Linked DNA regions of Homo sapiens: regions 2 and 3 are each linked to region 1. The links are chromatin contacts, found by Hi-C or POLR2A ChIA-PET in ENCODE. All regions are on one chromosome and are shown on one strand. The core of a region is the stretch at or near the end of the contact, and the rest is flanking DNA. Distances in the headings are between cores, read along the strand shown.

Region 1 (2,959 bases), core at 334-2,833:
GGGTCAGGGATGAGGGCTGTACTCCCAGGGGAAGGGTGGATGCCACAGGGGTCCAGCAGGAAGGCCAGATGGGGAGCCCCTGCAGTAACCCCGGGGAAAACAAGGAGCATCTGTGCGATCGCAAGCTCTGGAATCCCCTTAAAGCTTCATGCCCTGAAGGACACACACGCAGAGTGATCAGACACTACTGAAGTCTTCCCCAGATGGTACCGTTTGAGATTATTTTAGCTCCTATCAATGAGAAGATCTCAAAAAGATGCAGCCTTTTGTGGCTCACTGCCCTCCTCTGTGGTGAACTGGGAGCCATTCTGAGCTCACTGTCGCCAGAGGCAGAGCCCCCTGCCATAGGAGTTAATGCCTGGCCATGGCTAGGGCGAGCTGAAATTCTGGGCCTAGGGAGAAAGCCTCCCATGTAGAAGTGCAAGGAAGTGAAGGAAGTCAAGAGGCCAGGTGATCTGCTAAGTAACTGTAGTTGGGCTCTTTCAGTCCTGGAAAACTGACTTGTCCTTTTTTTCCTTGTTTAGGTTCCAGCTGGGGTGAGAGCAGCTCAGGGAGAATAACAAATTGGCTTGTTCTAAAAAACCTTACACCTCAGGTAAGGATACCAGATACGCTGGTTTATGTGGCTACGCCAGGGAGCATGGGAACAGAGGTTCGGGTCTGTATGTGAGACAAGGGCTGCTAGGTGGTAGTGAAGCCGAGCAGAGGAAACAGCAGAGGAGTGGTCTGTAGACCTCAGGCAGGCTGTGGTCGAATCTGGTGGTTCACGCTGTAATGTGCCTGGGAACCAACCAAGCATACAGATTCCCAGGCCTCACCCAGAGATTGAGTCAGTAGATCTGGGCTAGGGGCTGGGACTCTGCATTTGTATGAGGGCCTGCAGATGAATTTGACACAGGTGGTCCTTGTTGGCACATGGAGAAATCCTGGTCTGCCCCTGAGGTGAGAGCATTTTCTTAGCCCCTGGCCTGCGCCCTCCTCTGGAGGCTGGGTGTTGAGCTCCCACCTCCCTCCTCCCTCAGGGAGCAGAACCTTGATGGATGCTGTCCTCAGGGCAGGGAAGAGAGAAGACATGGAGCCACAGTGGGGATCTGGGGAGTGTCCAGGAGTCTAGAGGCCAGAGCGGTATGGCTCTGGGAGCAGTGGAGGTGGGGAAGATGGCTCTGCACCCCGTCAGAGCAACGTCAGAGTGTCAGTGAAGAGTGGTGCCAGGAGCACAGAGCCTCAGGAAAGAGAGGAGGGGCAGCAGTGCAGCCTGAAACAGCCTCCTGGAGGGCCCGCGGTGACGCCTCTCACTGGCAGTTTCCACACTGTTTCCTAGATCGATGGCTCAACTCTGCGCACTCTGTGCATGCAGCACGGCCCGCTGATCACATTCCACCTGAACCTCCCTCACGGAAATGCTCTGGTCCGCTACAGTTCAAAAGAAGAGGTAGTGAAGGCACAAAAGTCTCTGCACATGTAAGTTGGCTGTTGGGCTCCCAGTTGGAAGAGTCTAGGGGAAGGAGTGTGAGAGCACAGCCTGACCCGGGGCAGTGCACAGGGTCCTGCGTGGGTGGCTCCTGCTGGCTGCAGTAGTGCCCTGATTCCAAGGTCGGCATTCCTAAGCGGGGAATCAGACCTGGCTAGATGGCCCTAGAAAGTCCCTTACGTTGCCCATGGCAGACAGAGGAAGTTCGCTCTGGGCAAGGCACCAGGCCCTGGAGAGCTGTGGGTGCACACTCGGGTGAAGGGAGGGCACGCAGGTTATGTGGTGTAGTCTCTCCCTCTGTGCCTTCTGTGGCTTTTCTAGCAGAGACAAGTTGCACCCTCACTTGTGAGTGAATGAAGCCCTCCTGGTGTGCTGTCCTCACGTGTCCGCGGTGCCTCTCTCCTCTAGGTGTGTACTGGGGAACACTACTATTCTTGCTGAGTTTGCCAGTGAAGAGGAGATCAGTCGTTTCTTTGCACAAAGCCAGTCTCTGACCCCTTCTCCCGGCTGGCAGTCTCTCGGGTCCAGCCAGAGCCGGCTGGGCTCCCTCGACTGTTCCCACTCATTCTCCAGCCGGACCGATCTCAATCACTGGAATGGTGCTGGGCTGTCGGGAACTAACTGTGGAGACCTTCACGGCACTTCACTCTGGGGGACCCCGCATTATTCCACAAGCCTGTGGGGTCCCCCAAGCAGCAGCGACCCCCGAGGAATTAGCAGCCCATCTCCCATTAACGCTTTTCTTTCTGTTGACCACCTGGGTGGGGGTGGAGAGTCCATGTAACAGTGTAGATGCAGACTCACCGACCGGGACCTCAGACGCGAGGGAAAGGAGCACTAAGTGGGGCTCGCCGCCTGCAGCCAGGGGCCGCCTGTGGGAACAGCTATTCTCTGCACATTTTCCACTTTGTTTTCCCCAAAACATATCAGTTTGAATACTTGAATCATGCAGGCCAATATTATAATGTGAAAAGGTATCTACTCTATTTACACTCCCAAATAGCGCCATACATGCTAAACCGTAGAGAATGAGCTCGCTTGTGTCTATTCATCATGTTTAGCCTTTGGATTCTTTTTTTTTTTTTCCTTCTATTCCTCCCCAACCCCCCCCCCCGCCCCTTTTTTTCTCTCTTGCAAAACCATTTTTTGGGCTGATAACGTATGAGCTTTTCCCTTTGCACTGAATGATGTTCTCTCCGTCTCATCGGCAGTATGGGGGGCAGCTGTCCCAGTGTCAATGTTTACTCAAGGGTGTTCTTAGGAGGCGTGCGCTCTCTACTATGCCTTGATGTTGCCTACCTTATTGTGGTATCGTGGAGTTTAAAAGATCAAGTTAGGATGCTGACTTAGGATTATTAATGAAAGTGTTGCACCAGTTTTTTCATGTTGTAAAACTAAAGAATTTCGCTCTGCAGTTTGAAAAACTGTGGCCACAGCTGTGACTTGCAGCCCACCTGCCACCCAGGACGGGCCCTGCACTTTGAATAG
Region 2 (2,990 bases), core at 399-2,898, 200 kb after region 1:
AGTCTCTACTAAAAATACAAAAATTAGTCAGGCGTGGTGGCGGGCGCCTGTAATCCCAGCTGCTGGGGAAGCTGAGACGAGACAATCGCTTGAACCTTGGAGGCAGAGGTTGCAGTGAGCTGAGATCTGGCCTCTGCAGGGTGGTCCAGCCTAGGTGACAGGGTGGTCCAGTCAAGGTGACAGAGACAACGTGACAAGGTTACTGTCTCAAAAAAAAAAAAAGAATATTAAACAGATGGACACTGACCATAAAGAAACTAAAGAAAAAGTGCTCCTAAATTTACTCCAAGAGATTGAAGAGCTAAGAAAATCGCTGCAGGAAAAAGATGCAACCATTAGATCCCTCCAAGAAGACAATCAGAGACTGATTTGATTTTGTCATCTAGTTGAGAAGAGCAGAAGCAATTGACACAACTTATAAGAGAGAAAGCAATTTTTTTAAAAAAAAACTTAAAGGAAGTTCAGAGCTTCCAGAGGAATTATTATACTAAAACCTTAAGAAAGAAAGAAAGAAATTTCATAGCAAACCATAGAGGAAAAAGACAGATGTCTTGCATCCATGAAAGAAAAAAAAATCTGATAGAAGAATTGAAATGACTCAGAGGACAACAAAGTCTAACTGCCCCTGTGGCTGAGCCTAGAATGGTAGATACTATTATGGTACTAGAATTGGAGATATTTCAAATGAAAATAATCAAAGGTAATCTTGAGGAGGGAATAAAGTATCATCAAAATATATTTGAAGGTTGGGCATGGTGACTCATGCCTATAATCCCAGCACTTTGGGAGGCCAAAATCACTTGAGGCCAGGAGTTCAAGAAATCACTTGAACTTTGGGAGGCCAAAATCACTTGAGGCCAGGAGTTCAAGACCGGCCTGGCCAACATGGTGAAACCCTGTCTCTACTAAAAATAAAATTAGCCAGGTGCGGTGGAAGTGCCTGTAGTCCCAGCTACTCTGGAGGCTGAGGCAGGAGAATCGCTTGAACCCAGGAGGTAGAGGTTGCAGTGAGCCAAGATCGCACCACTGTACTCCAGCCTGGGCAACAGAAGAAGAATCCGTCAAAAAAAACAAAAACAAAAACAAAAAAGACTGAAGAGGCCAGGCACAGCGGCTCACGTCTGTAATCCCAGCACTTTGGGAGGCCGAGGTGAGTAGATCATCTGGGGTCAGGAGTTTGAGACCAGCCTGGCCAACATGGCAAAACCTTGTCTCCACTAAAAATACAAAAATTAGCCGGGTGTGGTGGTGGGTGCCTGTAATCCCAGCTACTCAAGAGGCTGAGGCAGGAGAATTGTTTGAACCCAGGAGGCACAGGTTGCAGTGAGCCAGGATTGTGCCACTACACTCCAGCCTGGCCGACAGAGCAAGATTCTGTCTCAAAAATAAATAAATAAATAACCATAATTGAAGAGCAAACACAGAGTAAGATGCAACTGCTTCAGTCTTTAAAAGAGGAGAAAAAAGTAGGAAATGGATGATTTTTAAAACCAGCACAAGCAAATGAGTATCACATACACCCAGCTCTTTTCAGTAAAAGGTGAAGAAATTAGGAATTTGCAAAACACAATAGGAAAAGAATCAAAACCCAGCTGCATGAAACAGGACAAGACATTAAAAGACTCTGAGCCATTTTTCAAGCAACAGAAGTTGAATGTCCCAATATAGAAAGCAGAAGTGAAACGCATAGTTTATTTAAATCTGAAACTGAAAGATTAGTGAAAGGAATGAAAGAGCAAGAATTGGAGATTAATCCTGAATCAAGGACCAGAGGGGGAAAGAAAGAATTGGAGAATAAATTTATAAGTAAAAATAATATGACTTTAAACAGATGGATCAGCTGTCCATCAATGGGGTTGGTCAGGAAGATACAGAGGTGCAGGGCCTTCAGGCTAGAACAGCTTCAGCCTCTGACACCCAGGGCGTTGCTCACCTTCAGCAGCAACTGCAAGCACCTGCTTTGGACAGAGAACAAATACAGGCTGTTTGGAATAAGGCAGCTCAAGAAAATAGCTGTCTCAAAAAGGAAGATCACCAAACAATGGATATTATTGCTGGTAATGAAACAGGCCCCCATAAGCTGCAAGAGGAAAATAAAAAACTGTCCACTAGTAATGGTCAGGAGAAATTTAAAGACACTTTTCAGAAGTCATCATGTCTCATTCTAGAAAAAGACATTGAAACAGATGCATTAAGTCAGGAATGTCAAACTTTAGTGACAATTTTGCAAGCATCCAGCACTGGTCATGAGATTGGAGGTGTTAATGGTAATCCGTTTGAGGAGCTTCCACAAGGACCTAATAAATTAAAACAGCCAGTTAAGAAAATGGAAGTGTGGGCCGGGCGTGGTAGCTCATGCCTGTAATCCCAGCCCTTTGGGAGGCCGAGGCGGGCGGATCACCTGAGGTCAGGAGTTTGAGACCAGCCTGGCCAATATGGCAAAACCCCATCTCTACTAAAAATACAAAAAAAAATTAGCCGGGCGTGGTGGCGGGTGCCTGGGAGGCTGAGGCAGGAGAATTGCTTGAACCTGGGAGGCGGAGGTTGCAGTGAGCTGAGATCGCACTATTGCACTCAAGCCTGGGCGACAAAAGTGAAACTCCATCTCAAAAAGAAAGAGAGAGAGAGAGAGAGAGAGAAAGAAAGACAGAGACAGACAGAAATAAAGAAAGGAAGGAAGGACGGAAGGAAGGAAGGAAGGAAGGAAGGAAGGAAGGAAGGAAGAAAGAAAGAAAAAAATGGAAAGAGCAGCTGGCGACCACAGTGGGTGCAGCATGGGGCAGCCCAACTCCAAGAAGAACTTTGTCACCTTCAAGCAAAGCTTTTAACTGACAGTGATAATGATTTTAAACTCCAGATGAACTGTAGTGACCTGATGCAAAAAAACGAAGGGAATGAAACTCAACTCAAAAACCTGGGGCAGGAGTTAGCACACACGCAGCACAGCATCAGACAGCTCTGTCACGGCAAGGACAGTTTCTTCCCACAGC
Region 3 (3,014 bases), core at 92-2,591, 240 kb before region 1:
TGATCCACTCGCCTCAGCCTCCCAAAATGCTGGGATTACAGGTGTAAGCCACCACGTCTGGCCCATATTTACAATTTCTCAGGGTTCTATTTTTTTATTTCCTGATTGTTCCCCTTTTCATAACATTCTATTCTTTTTCATGGCTATAATAGGACTTGTAAAGATATTCATTTTGTTGAGGTTTTCTTCTGCTCTTCAAGTTAGAAATTTGTGAGATATGACAAGAGAGTTCTATTATAGAGTGATCTGAGTGTACCACTTCACTGAGGATCTTCCCGGCATTTTTTCTTGTGGTTAGTTTCTTCCAGAGGGGAATCCTCCACTCTTTAGAATGGGGATGAAAAACTATAGTATAATTACAAATCCAGCTACCAGGAATTTTTTGGAGCCAAGTAAGCTTCCATTCAGTATATATAGACAGACTCCATCCTGCTCTTTCCAGTACAGCACCCCTATCCACTTGATGTCCTCAAGTCCAGAGTCCTTCTATTCTTTGGTACCCAAAAGGGCTGCATATTTTGGACTACTTAGAGAGCTTTAAGACATACTGAAGGCTGTATACCTTACCCAGAGTTTTTACTTTAATACATCTGGTGGGGTGGTCTGAACATCAGTCTTTTAAAATCTCTCCAGGTGACTCCAATGTGCAGCCAAGGTTGAGAACCACTGCTCTAGTTGAACCTCTCCAGAGAGTAAGCCTCTAACTTCTGCCAAGGTGTGCTGCTTTGTGTTAACCCTTTGGACCTATCTGCATTCTGGCTTTCAGTGTTCTTTTTTTATTATTTTTTATTTTTTGAGACGGAGTTTTGCTCTTGTCCCCCAGGCTGGAGTGCAATGGCATGATCTTGGCTCACTGCAACCTTCGCCTCCTGCGTTCAAGCGATTCTCCCACCGCAGCCTCCTGAGTAGCTGGGATTACAAGTGTGTGCCACCACGCCCCACTAATTTTTTTTTTTTTTTTGAGACGGAATCTCACTCTGTCGCCCAGGCTGGAGTACAATGGCATGATCTCGGCTCACTGCAACCTCCACCTCCCAGGTTCAAGCGATTCTTGTGCCTCAGCCTCCCGAGTGGCTGGAATTACAGGCGTGTGGCATCACACCTGGCTAATTTTTGTATTTTTAGTAGAGATGGGGTTTCACCGTCTTGGCCAGGTTGGTATTGAAGTCCTGACCTCATGATCCACCCGCCTTGGCCTCCCAAAGTGCTGGGATTACAGGCGTGAACCACCGCACCCAGCCTAGAGTTCTCTCTTGCCTGCATATTCTGATTCACTTTAGGCTTCTAGGTTATGAGTCATCTGGTTTTTAGGCTTCTGATTCAGACCTCTGGTTTTCTGGTCAGCTTACCCCTTGTTCACATGAATTTCACCTTTCAAAAATGTGTTGCGATTATTTCCTCTTCTGCTCTCCCTGTTTGTGCCTTGTTTGACCTTTTATTATCATTACAGTGCACTCTGGAGAAGGAAGGAAGAATATTCGATCCACCATGCTTCGCTGGAATTTCTGTCCTACTCCGTGTCATTAACAGTCATGTTAAAATGTCAGCAGGGGGCTTGCCAAGCCAGATTTAGCAAAAATTGAACCTGTAGAACATCAAAGATTTCCCCAAGACGCTGTAAATTTCTAGGCTGCTTATGTTTTCAAGGCCATTCTAGATTGGTTATTTCTGGCTCCTTGATCAACCATATCAACTTAAGTTCTTTCTATAGATTAAGAAAGTTGTCTTTCATTATTTCTTTTTCTTCTCCAACACCACCACCACCACCATTTTTTTCTTTCTTTTAGTGACTCTGATTGTTTGTAGGGTGTAGCTAAGGGATTTGTCTTCCATATACCTTTTTCTGCCTCTCTTTTTTTGTTTTGTTTTTGTTTTTGTTTTGAGATTGGATCTTGCTGTGCCACCCAGGCTGGAGTGCAGTGGCATGATCACACCTCACTACAGCCTCGACCTCCTGGGCTCAAGCGATCCCCACAACCCTGCCTCAGCCTCCTGAGTTACTGGCACCACAGAACGTGCCACCACACCCAGCTAATTTTTTAATTGTTTTGTAGAAATGGGGATCTCCCTTATATTGTTCAGACTGATCTCAAACTCCTGGCTCAACCAATCCTCCCACCTCAGCCTCCCAAAGGGCTGGGATTACAAGCTTGAGCCACTGCGCCCAGCCCTCGGCAAACTTTTAAATCATTTTTTAAGGTTTCTTTCTGTTGGATAAATCATAGTTTATTTTCCCTAATTCAATGATCTTCATATACAGTCTGCCATTCAGTTTCTCCTTTGTGACTTTTCATTTCAAAACCACCTCTCTCATCTCCATTCCGTCTTCCTTTGCTGCTCCTTTTCTAGGACAACTTGATCAAGTTACATAGATGTAGAATCCACTTCAGTCTTGCTGAGAACATAAAACTGACGTTGGCTCTAATTTTTTGTTATTGTTTCTGAGGAATAGATTTCTGAAGGAGAAAGCAACTCTGAGGCCCCACATACTTGTCATTTAAGTTTTTGGTGTGTGTGTGTGTGTGTGTGTGTGTGTGTGTGTGTGTGTGTGTGTGTTTCTAAAGATGAGGTCCTGTAATCCCAGCACTTTGGGAGCCTGAGGCAGGCAGATTACTTGAGTCAGGAGTTTGAGACCAGCCTGGCCAACATAGTGAAACCCCGTCTCTACTGAAAAAAAAAAAAAATTAGCCTGGTGTGGTGGTGCATGCTTGTAATCCCAGCTACTCAGGAGGCTGAGGTAGGAGAATTGTGTGAACCTAGGAGGCAGAGGCTGCAGTGAGCTGAGATCATGCACTCCACCCTGGGGCACAGAGTGAGACTCTCTCAAAAAAAAAAAAAAAAAAAAAAGAAAAAAGAAAAAATAGTAGTAATAAAATTAAAAATAAAAATTAACAAAAATTAGCCGGGTGAGGTGGCACACACCTGTAATCCCAGCTACTCAGGAGGCTGAGGCAGGAGAATCGCTTGAACCTGGGAGGCAGAGGTTGCAGTGAGCCAAGATCACACCATTGCAC

Evidence for each region. Hi-C counts contacts between places; a loop is a spot of excess contacts on that map. ChIA-PET counts read pairs that join two places held with the same protein, here RNA polymerase II (POLR2A). Pooled maps may share reads with other maps.
Region 2: POLR2A ChIA-PET joins it to region 1 with 11 read pairs in A673. The contact joins two enhancer-like sites. A Hi-C loop is called at or near these places in 4 of 168 maps with a recorded cell type or tissue (HepG2, PC-3, colonic mucosa and 1 more), 2 of 37 single-sample maps with no recorded cell type and 9 of 50 pooled maps. POLR2A ChIA-PET finds 5 or more read pairs at or near these places in 3 of 52 experiments (A673, OCI-LY7 and Panc1).
Region 3: a loop to region 1 is called in a pooled map, with 1.8 times the contacts of the local background. The contact joins two enhancer-like sites. A Hi-C loop is called at or near these places in 3 of 168 maps with a recorded cell type or tissue (GM23248, ovary and posterior cingulate gyrus), 1 of 37 single-sample maps with no recorded cell type and 5 of 50 pooled maps. POLR2A ChIA-PET finds 5 or more read pairs at or near these places in 2 of 52 experiments (H1 and RWPE1).

Annotation. Positions count from the first base shown.
Region 1 is chr16:24,821,553-24,824,511 of GRCh38, forward strand. It overlaps TNRC6A (trinucleotide repeat containing adaptor 6A), which reads left to right. Exons shown (of 25, transcript NM_014494.4): 23 at 525-595; 24 at 1,322-1,461; 25 at 1,880-2,959. The coding sequence ends at 2,255. Among named protein-coding and RNA genes, the nearest start is that of SLC5A11, 23 kb to the right of the region's middle. RefSeq lists an enhancer at 1,260-1,760. Within about 2 kb of position 1,584, at least 2 of the 41 ENCODE cell types and tissues checked have a DNase peak (open chromatin) inside an H3K27ac peak, as active enhancers do.
Region 2 is chr16:25,017,508-25,020,497 of GRCh38, forward strand. It overlaps the pseudogene LOC100421171. Among named protein-coding and RNA genes, the nearest start is that of ARHGAP17, 3.6 kb to the left of the region's middle. Within about 2 kb of position 1,649, at least 6 of the 41 ENCODE cell types and tissues checked have a DNase peak (open chromatin) inside an H3K27ac peak, as active enhancers do.
Region 3 is chr16:24,584,255-24,587,268 of GRCh38, forward strand. No RefSeq gene overlaps it. Among named protein-coding and RNA genes, the nearest start is that of RBBP6, 46 kb to the left of the region's middle. Within about 2 kb of position 1,342, at least 2 of the 41 ENCODE cell types and tissues checked have a DNase peak (open chromatin) inside an H3K27ac peak, as active enhancers do.